Regions from separate parts of the Homo sapiens genome. Here region 1 is linked to region 2. A link is a contact called in ENCODE Hi-C data. All regions are on one chromosome and are shown on one strand. The core of a region is the stretch at or near the end of the contact, and the rest is flanking DNA. Distances in the headings are between cores, read along the strand shown.

The links. A loop is a pair of places that touch in the nucleus more often than their neighbours do. Pooled maps may share reads with other maps.
Region 1: a loop to region 2 is called in a map with no recorded cell type, with 10 times the contacts of the local background. The contact joins two enhancer-like sites. A Hi-C loop is called at or near these places in 2 of 37 single-sample maps with no recorded cell type and 2 of 50 pooled maps.

The regions. Positions count from the first base shown.
Region 1 is chr3:20,125,646-20,132,180 of GRCh38, forward strand. It overlaps KAT2B (lysine acetyltransferase 2B), which reads left to right. Exons shown (of 18, transcript NM_003884.5): 10 at 260-468; 11 at 1,778-1,904. Among named protein-coding and RNA genes, the nearest start is that of MIR3135A, 8.7 kb to the right of the region's middle. RefSeq lists an enhancer at 376-455. Within about 2 kb of position 1,251, at least 5 of the 41 ENCODE cell types and tissues checked have a DNase peak (open chromatin) inside an H3K27ac peak, as active enhancers do.
Region 2 is chr3:18,738,383-18,744,808 of GRCh38, forward strand. No RefSeq gene overlaps it. Among named protein-coding and RNA genes, the nearest start is that of SATB1-AS1, 300 kb to the left of the region's middle. Within about 2 kb of position 2,854, at least 7 of the 41 ENCODE cell types and tissues checked have a DNase peak (open chromatin) inside an H3K27ac peak, as active enhancers do.

The DNA of each region.
Region 1 (6,535 bases), core at 1-2,500, 1.4 Mb after region 2:
ATCTACACTGAATATCATCCGTGTACACATATAATACTCCAATTTCTCAAAATGCTTTACCTGCCTTTTCTGTCTTGTCTTCATAACTTGTATGTGTATGTGTCTCTGTGTGTATGTGTGCACACATGTGTATTTAGGACTCTGAAAATCCACAAATGTGTATCTTATTAGAACAAAGATGAGAAGCTTGGATGTGTCCCATCCCCACTGTCTTGAGAGAATAGCTCTGTGTAATTTTTTCCTGTCTCTTGCATCTCAGACCAATTTTCTGTCAGCACACTCGGCCAGGGATGAGGCGGCAAGGTTGGAAGAGCGCAGGGGTGTAATTGAATTTCACGTGGTTGGCAATTCCCTCAACCAGAAACCAAACAAGAAGATCCTGATGTGGCTGGTTGGCCTACAGAACGTTTTCTCCCACCAGCTGCCCCGAATGCCAAAAGAATACATCACACGGCTCGTCTTTGACCCGTAAGTGGTACTTTCTGTTCCTTCTTCCTTATTTCCTTTTTAAATGAAAGAGGAACTGCTTAGATAGTGAAAGTCAGCCATAGTCATCCACCGAATACTACTGCACCTGTCTTGCTGTGGATACAGAGCTTCACCAAGCTGATTTTCATGTCTGAAAGTGCTAAGAGTAATTTTCAACAATTTACAAATTTTCTTGTTAATGATGATGAAACTTTATATTTTACATTGCTGATGACTCTCCTGTGCTTCATTCTTTATAGCAGTGAGAGAATGTAACACTAAGATGTTCTGCTTTCTTCATAATCAAAATATTGGTTTTGGTATCTTAACTAGGTGCCATTATTGCCCAGGTCTGTGGGCAATTATTGGGATATAAGACAGGTTAACTTTGAAAATCCATTGCTTAAAAAAAAAAAACAAAAAACTAGGCCGGGCATGGTGGCTCATGCCTGTAATCCCAGCATTTTGGGAGGCTGAGGTGGGAGGATCACCTGAGGTTGAGAGTTTGTGACCAGCCTGACCAACATGGAGAAACCCCGTCTCTACTAAAAATACAAAATTAGCCAGGCCTGGTGACACATGCCTGTAATCACGGCTACTTGGGAGGCTGAGGCAGGAGAATTGCTTGAACCCAGGAGGCGGAGGTTGTGGTGAGCCGAGACCGTGCCATTGCACTCCAGCCTGGGCAACAGAGCGAAACTCCATTTCAAAAAAAAAAAAAAAAAAACCCACGAAACCCTAAAGAACTAAACTTCTCTAATTGAATTTATTTTAACATACATAGCCCAGTAGCCTATGGGGACTGTGATCCATGCCTGTGACAATTCAGAGTGATGCTTTAGACAGAGGGAAGGATTCCATAATGCGGAATTTTGCAAATTGTATATGTAAATTTTAAATTCTTTTTCATAATGTTTCTGTAATATTTTGGAGTAAGACTTAACTCTTCAGAGACACATACCATGTTTGTCCATGACTTCCTGCTCTCCCTGACCCCTCCTTGGCACTGGCTGTGCCAGTTCCAGAGCACCTCTGCACATACTCTGTTCTCTATTTGTAAACCTCAGGCACTTCTTAGGTGACTGGTATTTTGTTCTGATGGGAGTGCTGATGACATCTTGTGCAGGCGACCTAGCTCTAAAAAGTTCAGATAAAAGGATGGTCTAGCGAGATAGGGGCTACATGAAGGAAGTTTCTATAGAAACTTAGGACATGTCCCTCTTTCTTAGTTGGTTAATAAGGAACACCCCAAAAAGTATATTTATATAACTAGGATAGGTAAAACTTTGACATAATCTTATTCTTTCAGGAAACACAAAACCCTTGCTTTAATTAAAGATGGCCGTGTTATTGGTGGTATCTGTTTCCGTATGTTCCCATCTCAAGGATTCACAGAGATTGTCTTCTGTGCTGTAACCTCAAATGAGCAAGTCAAGGTAAGGGTAAACCCAAGGTCTTAGAAGAAGAGCAGAATGTGGGGCTTCTCACTAAGGCCTGCAGAGCTTGGGAAGATCTCTCTGTGCCATGTCCAGAGAAGGTTCAAAGTGGAGTTAAGGACTTTCTGGGAATAGTCCTCTCACTCCAATGGTCTCCAACCTTTTTGGCACCAGGGACTGGTTTCACGGAAGACAATTTTTCCACGGGTCAGATTAGGGCTATGATTTTGGGATGAAACTGTTCCAGCTCAGATCATCAGGCATTAGTTAGATTCTCATAAGGAGCATGCAACCTAGATCCCTTGCACGCATAGTTCACAATGGGGTTTGCACTCCTATGAGAGTCTAGTGCCACCACTGATCTGACAGGAGGCAGAGCTCAGGCGGTAATGCTCACTTGCCTGCCACTCACCTCGTGCTGTGCAGCCCGGTCCCTAACAGGCCACGGACTGGTAATGGTCTAGGGGTTGGGGACCTCTGTCTCACTGTGAGTGTATGTGTATGTGTGTGAGGAGAGTAAGTGGTTTCACCTACCAACAAGTAGGGTTGTACCAAGGCTTTGTTGGACTTTGGGGCGAGGTACCAGGATACTGTACAAGTTCAATATGTAACTCAAGTGTAGTCGATAGCAAATGAAGGGATATTTGAAAAATAGATCTCAGTGTTCATTGTTAATTTACACATACACGCAAACATGTAATCACAATTAGTGACACTGAACTACTGGAAAGGATATGGTTAATGTGGATTAGAAAGATGATTTAGGCAGCTTACACTTCAGAAAGATTTCTTATGACCTTGTCCCTAAGGGAAAACAAGGACTAAGGAAATTCTTTAAGGGAAGTCATGAAATTCTATAAGGGAAGTCATGTAAATTTATGAATAAATTTCAGAAGTTATTCCTGTAGGGTTTGGCATGTGTTGGAGTGTCTTTTTGTTTTGTTTTGTTTTTTTTTGTTGCTAATTTATCTTCCCAGTTGTCTTTGGCTTAGGTCCCTTCCTTTCCAGGAACTGTGTCCATGTTTTATTGGTATTGCAGTTGGTGTCGCAGTCTGGCGAGAATAAACCAGACTCTGAATTGACAGAAAGAGCTCTCATCTATACCTTGTCCTGTTCTACTTTCTTGCTTTTAAGAAAAGGGAACCAGAAAACATGTCCTTAGAATGTTATTCATTTAGGGCTGGGCAGTGGCTCACACCTGTAATCCTAGCACTTTGGGAGGCCAAGGTGGGTGGATCTCCTGAGATCAGGAGTTTGAGACCAGCCTGACCAATGTGGTAAAACCCTGTCTCTACTAAAAATACAAAATTAGCTTGGTGTGGTGGCACATGCCCGTAGTCCCAGCTGCTTGGGAGGCTGAGGCAGGAAAATTGCTTGAACCCGGGAGGCGGAGGTTGCAGTGAGCCAAGATCACAGCACTGCACTCCAGCCTGGGCAATGAGAGCGAAACTCCATCTCAAAAAAAAAAAAAAAAAAAAAAGAATGTTATTCATTTAGGATTTTCATGGGTGGACTAAAGATTAGCAGCTCCGGATGATTAAGATGGCTGCTGAGAAAAATTATTGGAAGGTCTAAAGCAATGTGTCCAATAGAAATATAAAGCAGCCTGCAAATATGAGGTTATAAAAGCACACATATTATGTGCTTTTAAATTTTCTAGTAGTTATATGTATATATTTTTAAAAAAGCAAGTGGAATCCAGTGAGATTAATTTTGGAAATTTATTTTACCCATATATCCAAAGTATTAATATAACTGCAACAGGCATTCAATGTCACGAAGAATTATGGAGACCTTTTACATTACATTCTTTGTTCTGTACTGTCTTTTTTTTTTTTTTTTTGAGACAGGTTCACACTCTGTTGCCCAGGCTGGAGTGCAGTGGTGTGATCTTGGCTCACTGCAACCACCGCCTCATGGGTTCAAGTGATTCTCCCACCTCAGCCTCATGCGTAGCTGGGAACTATAGGCACATGCCACCATGCCCGGCCAATTTTTGTATTTTTAGTAGAGATGAGGTTTCGCCATGTTGGCCAGGCTGGTCCTGAACTCCTGACCTCAGGTGATCTGCCCTCCCTGGTCTCCCCAAGTGCTGAGATTACAAACATGAGCAACCACACCCAGCCTTATACTAACTCTTTGAAACCAAGCATGTATTTTACATTTATAACACATCTCAATTTAGACAAGCTGCCTTTCAAGTGCTTGATAGGCACGTGTGGCCAGTGGCTCCTGTATTGGACAGTGCTGGTCTAAGTATTTTGTTGACTCCTTCAGCTTCAAAGAAGCAATACCATTTACAGAAACCAAAAGTAAGTCCCTGAAAGGAATCATTCTCTGCATTAGGGGCACAGCCTGGGCTATTGGTACTTTAGCTTTCATTAACAGCTTCACTCTCTGGTCACAGTACCCATTTTTTAAAATTATTATTATTATTATTATTATTTTGAGACAGAGTCTTGCTCTTTTGCTCTGGCTGGAATGCAGTGATGTGATCTGCTCACTGCAACCTCCGCCTCCTGGGTTCAAGTGATTCTTATGCCACAGCCACCTGAGTAGCCGGGATTACAGGCGTGAGCCACCACGCCCGGCCTCAGCACGAATTATAGCTGCTGCAATGTATTTATTCTCACAAAGCACAAGTGGAGCTTTTTGTCTTCGACTCCTAGCACTAAGCATCAAAGGGCAAATGCAATTCAGCAGTCTTACATTCATCATTCTGACTGGGGAAGGTGAAGACCCACATTTGCTTGAAACTGATCTCTGGCTCATTTTCAAGGAATTCTGACAGTGTGTCTTTAGATGGTGCTGTTGCTGTGTTTATCATTATTCTCCGCTAGCCAAAGTGACAAATGTCCAGATGTTTCCAAATGTTCAAAGTTTAAGAACTTACTTAAAGGAAAATTTTATTTGGCTTTTCTTAGGGTGAAGACCTGGAAAATATGCCCTTGGTTTGTAATTTTAGAAAAAGATGGCGTAATTTTTATTTTCAAAGATAGCTATACCAAACACCTTGTTTGGAAATGCTGATTAAGGTTGAGTTGGACACTTTTAGGGATACTAAAGGGAAACTGAAGGTATTTAATACGAATTGGATACTTTGTCTTATTACTTCCCAGAAAGGCAATTCCCCCCCATAACCATGTAATTTTCTAAAGACTTGAAGGAAGGTGGCCAAGCATCACAAACTCAGAAGGAAGAACAAGAAAAGCAATCACTTCTTGTAAGTGACTTGAAACTGTAGTTTTAGAAAATGAAGATAATGAAGATTAGTCTTTCAAAACAAAATAGAATGGATGAGTTTAGTGTGTGTGTGTGTGTGCGTGCATGTGTGTGTTTTTTAATGGTAAGAACGTGTGTGTGTGTGCATGCGTGCGTGTGTGTGTGTGTTCTAATGGTAAGAACCAATCTTTAGTAGAAGTAAGAATGTGAGAAACAGTTCTTCCTTTAGTTTCCTGGCCTTTTTTTTTTTTTTTTTTTTTTGAGACGGAGTTTTGCTCTTGTTGCCCAGGCTGGAGTGCAATGGCGTGATCTCGGCTCACTGCAAACTCCGCCTCCTGGGTTCTGGTGATTCTCCTGCCTCAGCCTCCCGAGTAGCTGGGATTACAGGTGTCAGCCACCATGCCCGGCTAATTTTTGTATTTTTAACAGAAATGGTGTTTCATCACGTTGGCCAGGCTGGTCTCAAACTCCTGACCTCAGGTGATCGCCTGCTTCGGCCTCCCAAAGTGCTGGGATTACAGTTGTGAGCCACTGTGCCCAGCCAATTTCCTGATCTTTTTACTGTCCTGTGTCATTAATGATTAATGAACAACTTTTGAGACATCACACTGCCCAAGATATTTACATTTTCACTGGCGTATAGTCTAAGATAAAGATTGCTGAGCTCTGCCAACCCAGCAACACTAGACAACATGGAAGCACTTCTTCAATATGGAGTAAAACTGAATGGGTCCCAGTGGCTATAGCATATATTACTGAAGACAGCAAATTCATAAGCAGAGGTTTTATTTTTATTTTAATTTTTTAATTTTTTGAGATGGGGTTTTGCTCTGTTGCCCAGGCTGGAGTGCAGTGGCATGATCACAGCTCCCTGCGTCTGCGACCTCCTGTGCTCAGGTAATCCTCCTACCTCAGCATTCTGAGTAGTTGGGATCACAGATGTGCACCACCATGCCTGGCTAATTTATTTTTTGTAGAGATAGGGTCTCCCTGTGTTGCCCAGGCTGGTCTTGAACTCCTGGTCTCAAGAGATCCTCCCTCCTTGGCCCCCCAAAGTGCTGAGATTATAGGCGTGAGCCATTGTGCCCAACCATAAACAGACGTTTTAAGTATTTATTTACTATATTAAAAATCTTGGCTAAATGGCACTTTAAAATCTGTATATGGTCATTTTGGAGAATCATGCTGATAAATTCCTGTGAATTCTTTAAATTAGATTTTTATGTGGATTTATTGTGCTGAAAACACAAGATAACATATGAGAATTTATTTGAAGCTCCTCTCCTGATTTTGGAATATCCTGTAATCTAAAAACAATTTGGGCCAGGCGTGGTGGCTCACACCTGTAATCCCAGCACTTTGGGAGGCTGAGGCGGGCGGATCACCTGAGGTTGGGAGTTTGAGACCAG
Region 2 (6,426 bases), core at 1,604-4,103:
TGATAAAGTCATGTTTTTGTACATGTCAACTTCATTTACCTTCCACATAGGTGAGCAAGGAGCAGTCTTTCTTTCTAAAATACTAGTCTGGTTCTGCTACTCTCTTGCTTAAAACTCTCTGGTAAACCTGTGTTGCCTAGAAAAAGGCCCAGTCTTCTTAGAATAAAGCCCAAAACTTTTCTCTTTCTTACTGTAATCTATTTTTCTAGCTACCTTTCACCCTCTGCAGTACATTTTCTCCAGCCATAACTGAACAATGTCTTTCTGACATTGCAACCTCTTTTCACACCTCATACTTGTTTCTTCAACTGGGATAGTTGATGATCTGTTACAATCTCACAAGTGTCTCCTTCCTTTAGAAATTTGTCCTGGCCAGGCTTTCTCAAAGTTAGAGTTATTTGCTCTCTTATTTGTGATTCTTCCAGCCCTTTATAAATGTCTTATTGTGCGTTTCTCTTACTACTAATGTTTGAGCTTTTCAGGAATCAAGATTAGTTGTGGCTGCATTCCCACAAGTGGCACAGTGCCTAGGACAGAGTGAGTGGTAAGTTATGATGAGGAAGTACCTGGATGGCTATGGCCAGACCTTAGATAGCACTGCCAGTGAGGGTGTTCCACAGAACACCTTTGACTGAGTGGGAGAAATGCAGGTCAAATCTTTTTTTTTTTTTAATGTAGAAATACAGACAGAATCTCTTTTACTATAACAGCTATAATTTCAGTGTTATTCTTATTCCATAGCATCAACTCCTTTACAGAAAAAAGACCGATGACACCCTTTGCCATTTAAAAATTCTCACCACATATTGAGCAACCCCAAAAGAATACTCATTTGCATTGACTCAGAGGGTGCCAAGGACTGATACCGAAGATTTTTATGTTGAAAAGCAACAGAGAGTAGTGGCTGAGATCATGGATTGAGTTGAAATCTCAGTTTTGCCACCTACTAGTATGTGACCTAGGGGAAGTAGACTAATTTCTTTCTGTCCATAAGCCCTTTCTGCCCACATATTAAAAAACGAGGATTATAATTGTACTTACCTCATAGGCACCATGAGACAAGGAATAAATCTGTTGATATTAAAAGCTGAAAACAATATCTGGCACAACATCCTAAAAAGCAGTGTAAAGTACTTATCAAAACACTATTTTGTGGAAGATATATCTGACTCTGAGTTTTTATTTTTCCATTTACTAGCAGCGTAATCCTAAATTGTAAATGTCCATTGTCCTTAAACCTTAGTTTTCCTTCTCTGTAAGTTGAAGCTAATAATTATGCCACTTTTAACCTTCATCCATTAAGTGAGATACGTCACTCAAAGCATTTAGCATAGTAAGTGTTCAACAAATTCTACCTACTGCCATTATTTCACGAGATAGGCTGTCAACAAATATTTGGGGCTAAATCTTAATTGATGAAATCTCAATTTCATCATCCTAATGATGAAACTTCTTTTGCTGTTAACTTTTTAATAATGTTTTTAATAGCAAGTGAGAAAAATTTCACTTTCTATCTCCTTTTCCTTACTGGCATGAGTTAAGAGTTGAAAAAAAGAGGTCTCTTGTATCAACAAATTGCCTGTAAATCTAGTCACAGAATGTTATGTCTATGGAATTTTAGAACAGAAACTTTATCTGTCATAAATTCTATCACAAATTTTAACTGCTTAATTTTAAATCAGTGGTTCTCAGTTGAGGGTGACGGTGCCCTCAGCTTCTTCCTTACAGAACAATGGAAACTATCACAACCGGTGGTAGGTGCTACTGGCTTCTAGTGAGTAGAGGCCAAGGATGCTACTAAATATTCTACAGACCATAGGATAGTCCCCTACAGCAAGAAATAATCCATCCCAGAAAGCCAATAGTGATGAGGTTTAAAAAAAACTCTATTTTAGACTTAAGGAAACTGAAGCTTAGAGAGGCTTAAATGACTTGTCTATGGTTGTAGGATTTGATAACATTAATTTCTTGCTGCATTTGATCTATCATGACATCCTAAACAATCCCAGCAGAGAGAAGACAGCCTAGTATTCAGACTCCTTTCTCGGCATTCCAAATCCCTCTACTCTCAGTGTATAGAATCTCTATTTTCTCCACATATCAGCTTTCACCCCGTTGTCCCCAGCTCACCAAAACACACATATGTGCACACAATTCCATCATGGAAAAGTAATGCAGAGAGAGTTCACCAAAGAAGCAAAGGCAAATTATTTTTCCTGGGCATATCTGTTTCAAACCAACCAATTCTATTACACAGTTAGCCCAAACAGAAGCCTGGGTGAAAAGGCAGACCAATGTACAGGTCTTTGTTGCCGTAGGACTAGAACCGGGCCAAGGTTCCCATGGGTAATAATCATGGCTTTGTGCTCAGTGAAGTCCACAGGTAACTGCAGAAATACTGTGACTACAGAATAAAGAATAAGAATAGAAAAAGGGGCATGACTTGATGAGCAAACCACACAGATTCACAGGAAGTAGACTTCAGCAGTTCTAGTATCTGTGGTTTTCTTGAATTCTTTTCAGATCTTATTCTGGGAAAAGAAAGTTATCAGGTCAGTAGTGTTAATGTGCTTTGTTTTGTTTTGTTTTTGCTCTGTTCTACATGGGCAAAACACGAGGAGATAAACATTTTCATGGTAGACTGGGAATAAAGAAGAAAAAGTGATCCTGAGAAGAAACCCCTGATGCACTTCAGGGAGGGGAACAGATACACAATGAAGTGAAGAAGATGCATATAGTTTTTCAACACTAAGAAAATGACTGAAAATAGTTTGTTCTCTTCTAATATCATTAATGAAACCACATAGTGATGTCACTTCTGATCACGCTGAAATTTGAGTTGCTGATCTTGCGATAACAAGCTTCCTCTTTGCGCGTTCACAGCGTGTCTACAGTGGAAAAGACCTTCAGGTTAAACGTGAGTGGGTGGAACTTGTCAAGAAAAATAACTTCACCACCACAACAACAAATGACGGGAGAGACAGAAACTTCTCTGGGAGAGCAGAAGGAAAAAAGCGAAGTCTAAGTATTATTAAACATGTGAAAGAAGAGTCATTTAATAGGAAGTAACTCATTCACACAAATGTAACTTTGTGGTCCCTCAGAAGTACGTAAATACTACCAATCAGTCCACCACAGATTATCATCAAAATTTCTTGGGAAATGCCTCATTAAAGAGTCTTTATAGAATAATATGAGTGTGCATCAGTCAAATAATTTCAAGAAGACGTTAAACACTAGCTCTTAGAGATGTAAATTTCCTTTCCTTCCTTGGGTACTACATTTTGCCGTTGTGAGTTTTAAATTGAGGCTAAATGTGAACCCTTTGAACCATGCTTATCTTCATAGGAGAAAGCCGTTTCTTGTTTTTAAGAGGAAGGCCTTAAATGGACTGAAGAATAGTGGTTTTGGCATTAAATTGCTCTTCTCAGATGTATTTATTACATGATGAAATTACATGATTATTATTACTTGCTGAAATAATTCCATAGCATAGGACTTGATGAATAATTGGTGAAAAATCTTTTAGAATTTATAGTTCTCAGACTTTGAAAAATATTTTTAAAAAATTGATATCCCCAAGCCCACCCACCTCATTACATAATCATGTCTATCACTTTTTAACCCTGATGCTGTAAACCCTGTATCCCCTCCATTAACAGAGTGTTGGTGTGCTTTGTTTTGTTTTGTTTTGTTATGTAACAGTTTCAATGAAGCATTTAATCGGAAAGCATAATCAAAATATGTCGTATGTGACATATTTTGAGTTGCGAATTGGTTTATTCTCTACTCTTTACTGAAGTTTGTCTCTATTGACTGGTGGCCTGTTGAAGATCATAAATGTCTTTGTTTTGATTTTAGGGCACTGTGTTTCTTAAAGTTGGAGTTCCTGGACCACCTGCCTCATAGGTCTCCAGATGTGCTCATTAAGAAATGCATATTTCTGTGCCTAATCCCAAGCTTACTAAATCAGAAACTCTTGGCAAGGGGGAGACTGAAATCTACATTTTCGCCTGTTTCTTGACTGACTCTTGTCTGTGTGGGGGTGAATGTTAAAAATTTAAAGGAAAGAGAGACCTATATGCAACTTACAAATAGAGACGGAGAGAAATGACAGTAAGGTAGCATAAGGAGACACTTTGGAAAATAGATTTTTTGAGGAGGAAAAAAATTATATTGCAAAATTATTTTTAGGTACACAAGTTATTTCTATATTTTGTCCTTTATCCATGCTCTTTATTTAGCTAATGTATCCCTCTTTTCTCAGATTTTATTTTTTTCATTTAGTCTAACACCTCTGTTAAAAGAAAAGAAGGGAAACAAAGAGGGAAAATAGGTGAAACTAAGGAGTGTAATATGCTCTTAAAAGCAATTTAACATTGTTTAAATGTATCTATCTTGACCTTTTCAATGCCATCTGACATTGTTTAATTTGTTATTTGTATATTATCATATGTTGGGAAGTGAAAAATAACTGGAATTATTTTTCAGACCTCAATGTTATTTACTATATTAAATTTATTTGTTTATTTTAAAGAAGACCACATAAAAGTATAGAACACTTTTTAAATGTATGCAAAGAAACATCTATTGTTAAAGTGTACCTTATGCTTGACACTCTTCGATGATTTTAGTACACTTACTATTTTCCATGCCATAATAAGAAACTGTAGCACTTTTTGTAGCCTTTCAATGAATTGAATCCTCTGAAAATTGCTTCTAATAAAATAAAAAAAACCTTTCATATCACCAAATTCCAGTCACAATAGCAATCTTGAATCTGTTTGCCACTTAATTTCCAGCATGAGAAAGAAATAATGTTTTGGGGACCATTATGTAGACTATGCCTCTGACTTCTGGGCCCACATTTAATTTCCAGCCTGTGAGGATTAAAACCTGAAATTATGTTGTTATTTTAGTTTAGAATTCTTTGTATTTTCATAATCATCATTAGCAAGATTCAGAGTTATTGTTATAATCAGCTGTAATGATAGCTGTAATTATTAACAATGCAGGGCAGACAATAAGATTTGGACTGAATCTGAGGCTCAGTGTGTATATCACTGTGGTCATTGTGCCAAACTGCACCTGAAAATGGAATGGACAGCTGGTCTAGCATGGTTACACTTGCTCAACATCTTGGAAAGACATCAGTAGAGCAGACAGTTTTGGGCCTGGTCCTTCAGTGACTTCAGAAGAGAGACCTTCTTGACCATGAACGTGTGTTTTCACCAGAAGGTGAAAAATCAAGATAGATTCGGGACATTCCTTGAAATGTTGGTGATAATAGGTGAAAACTCAGGTAGGGATTAAACAAAATTATAAGGGGGAAAAACACAGTCTACAAAGAATGATGAAAATCTCTTATAGATTATTTTCAGTGGAAGTTGTCTACTGTTATTCTAGTCCTCATTGGCCATCTTTGCAGATGCAAACTTTCCTCTACCCCTCTGCGTGCTGTCTCTTCCAGCCTGAATCTCAAAACTCATTAAGAACAGTTTTACCATAATTTCCAAGTGACCTAAACATATATTAGTTCCCCAGAGGCATGGCACAGTGTTGGGAGGAGATGACAGGGGCAGGCTGCAGAGGACGTTGTGAGAAGGGAAGCCCAAGCTAAGCTGCTTTTACTTTCACCAAGCTGCATTTTGGGACAGGTTTAGTCAGGGCAAGGCTAAAGCAAAATTAACCTCTAGTCTCTCATCTGGAGGCCTGCTAGCCTTTCTCTAAGCACAAGAACTTCAAAATTCATTTGGGGTTTGTCCTTTGCCTTTAATAAAATTTAGAACAGCATTTCTGTCTTCGTAATGATATTTAGCCCAAATAACAATAATTCTAAAATTGGCCTTCTTACCTGAAAAATTTAGAAATGTCAACTATCCTTTTAGATATTGAATGAATACACACATACTCTCTTTCCCTCTCTCATAAACGCACACACAGACACACACTCACACTCACACAGCCATAATAATTATTTTACTTTCTCTCAAGTGAAACTACATTTATTCCACTCCATTTTGAGGGGAAGAGGCAGCAAGTGATTGGGGCTAAAGAGTCTGGTTAGCAGAAAATGATAGAGAGTTGGGGCTGTGGGAAGAGCAAGGAAAAAAACCACACCTTGCAACAAACACTCAATGCTGGGTTGATGGACTAGAAGCTTTTTCCCCCCTTTAGAAACAAAAGTAAGAGCCAAGTAACTAATGACTAGTGATATGAATTACCAGTATCAGGACACTAAGTTCTGGCCCCACTCCACTGTGACCTTTGATATGGCTTTAGGCAGATCACTTTGCCAATCTGTGCTTTCAGTTTTCTCATCTGTGAAATGCGTTTAATCATATTGACTTGTTTCCCAGGGAAGTAATGTGATATATTAATATTTGTGGAGCACTTTGAGATCTGATGATAAAAGGTGCATTACAC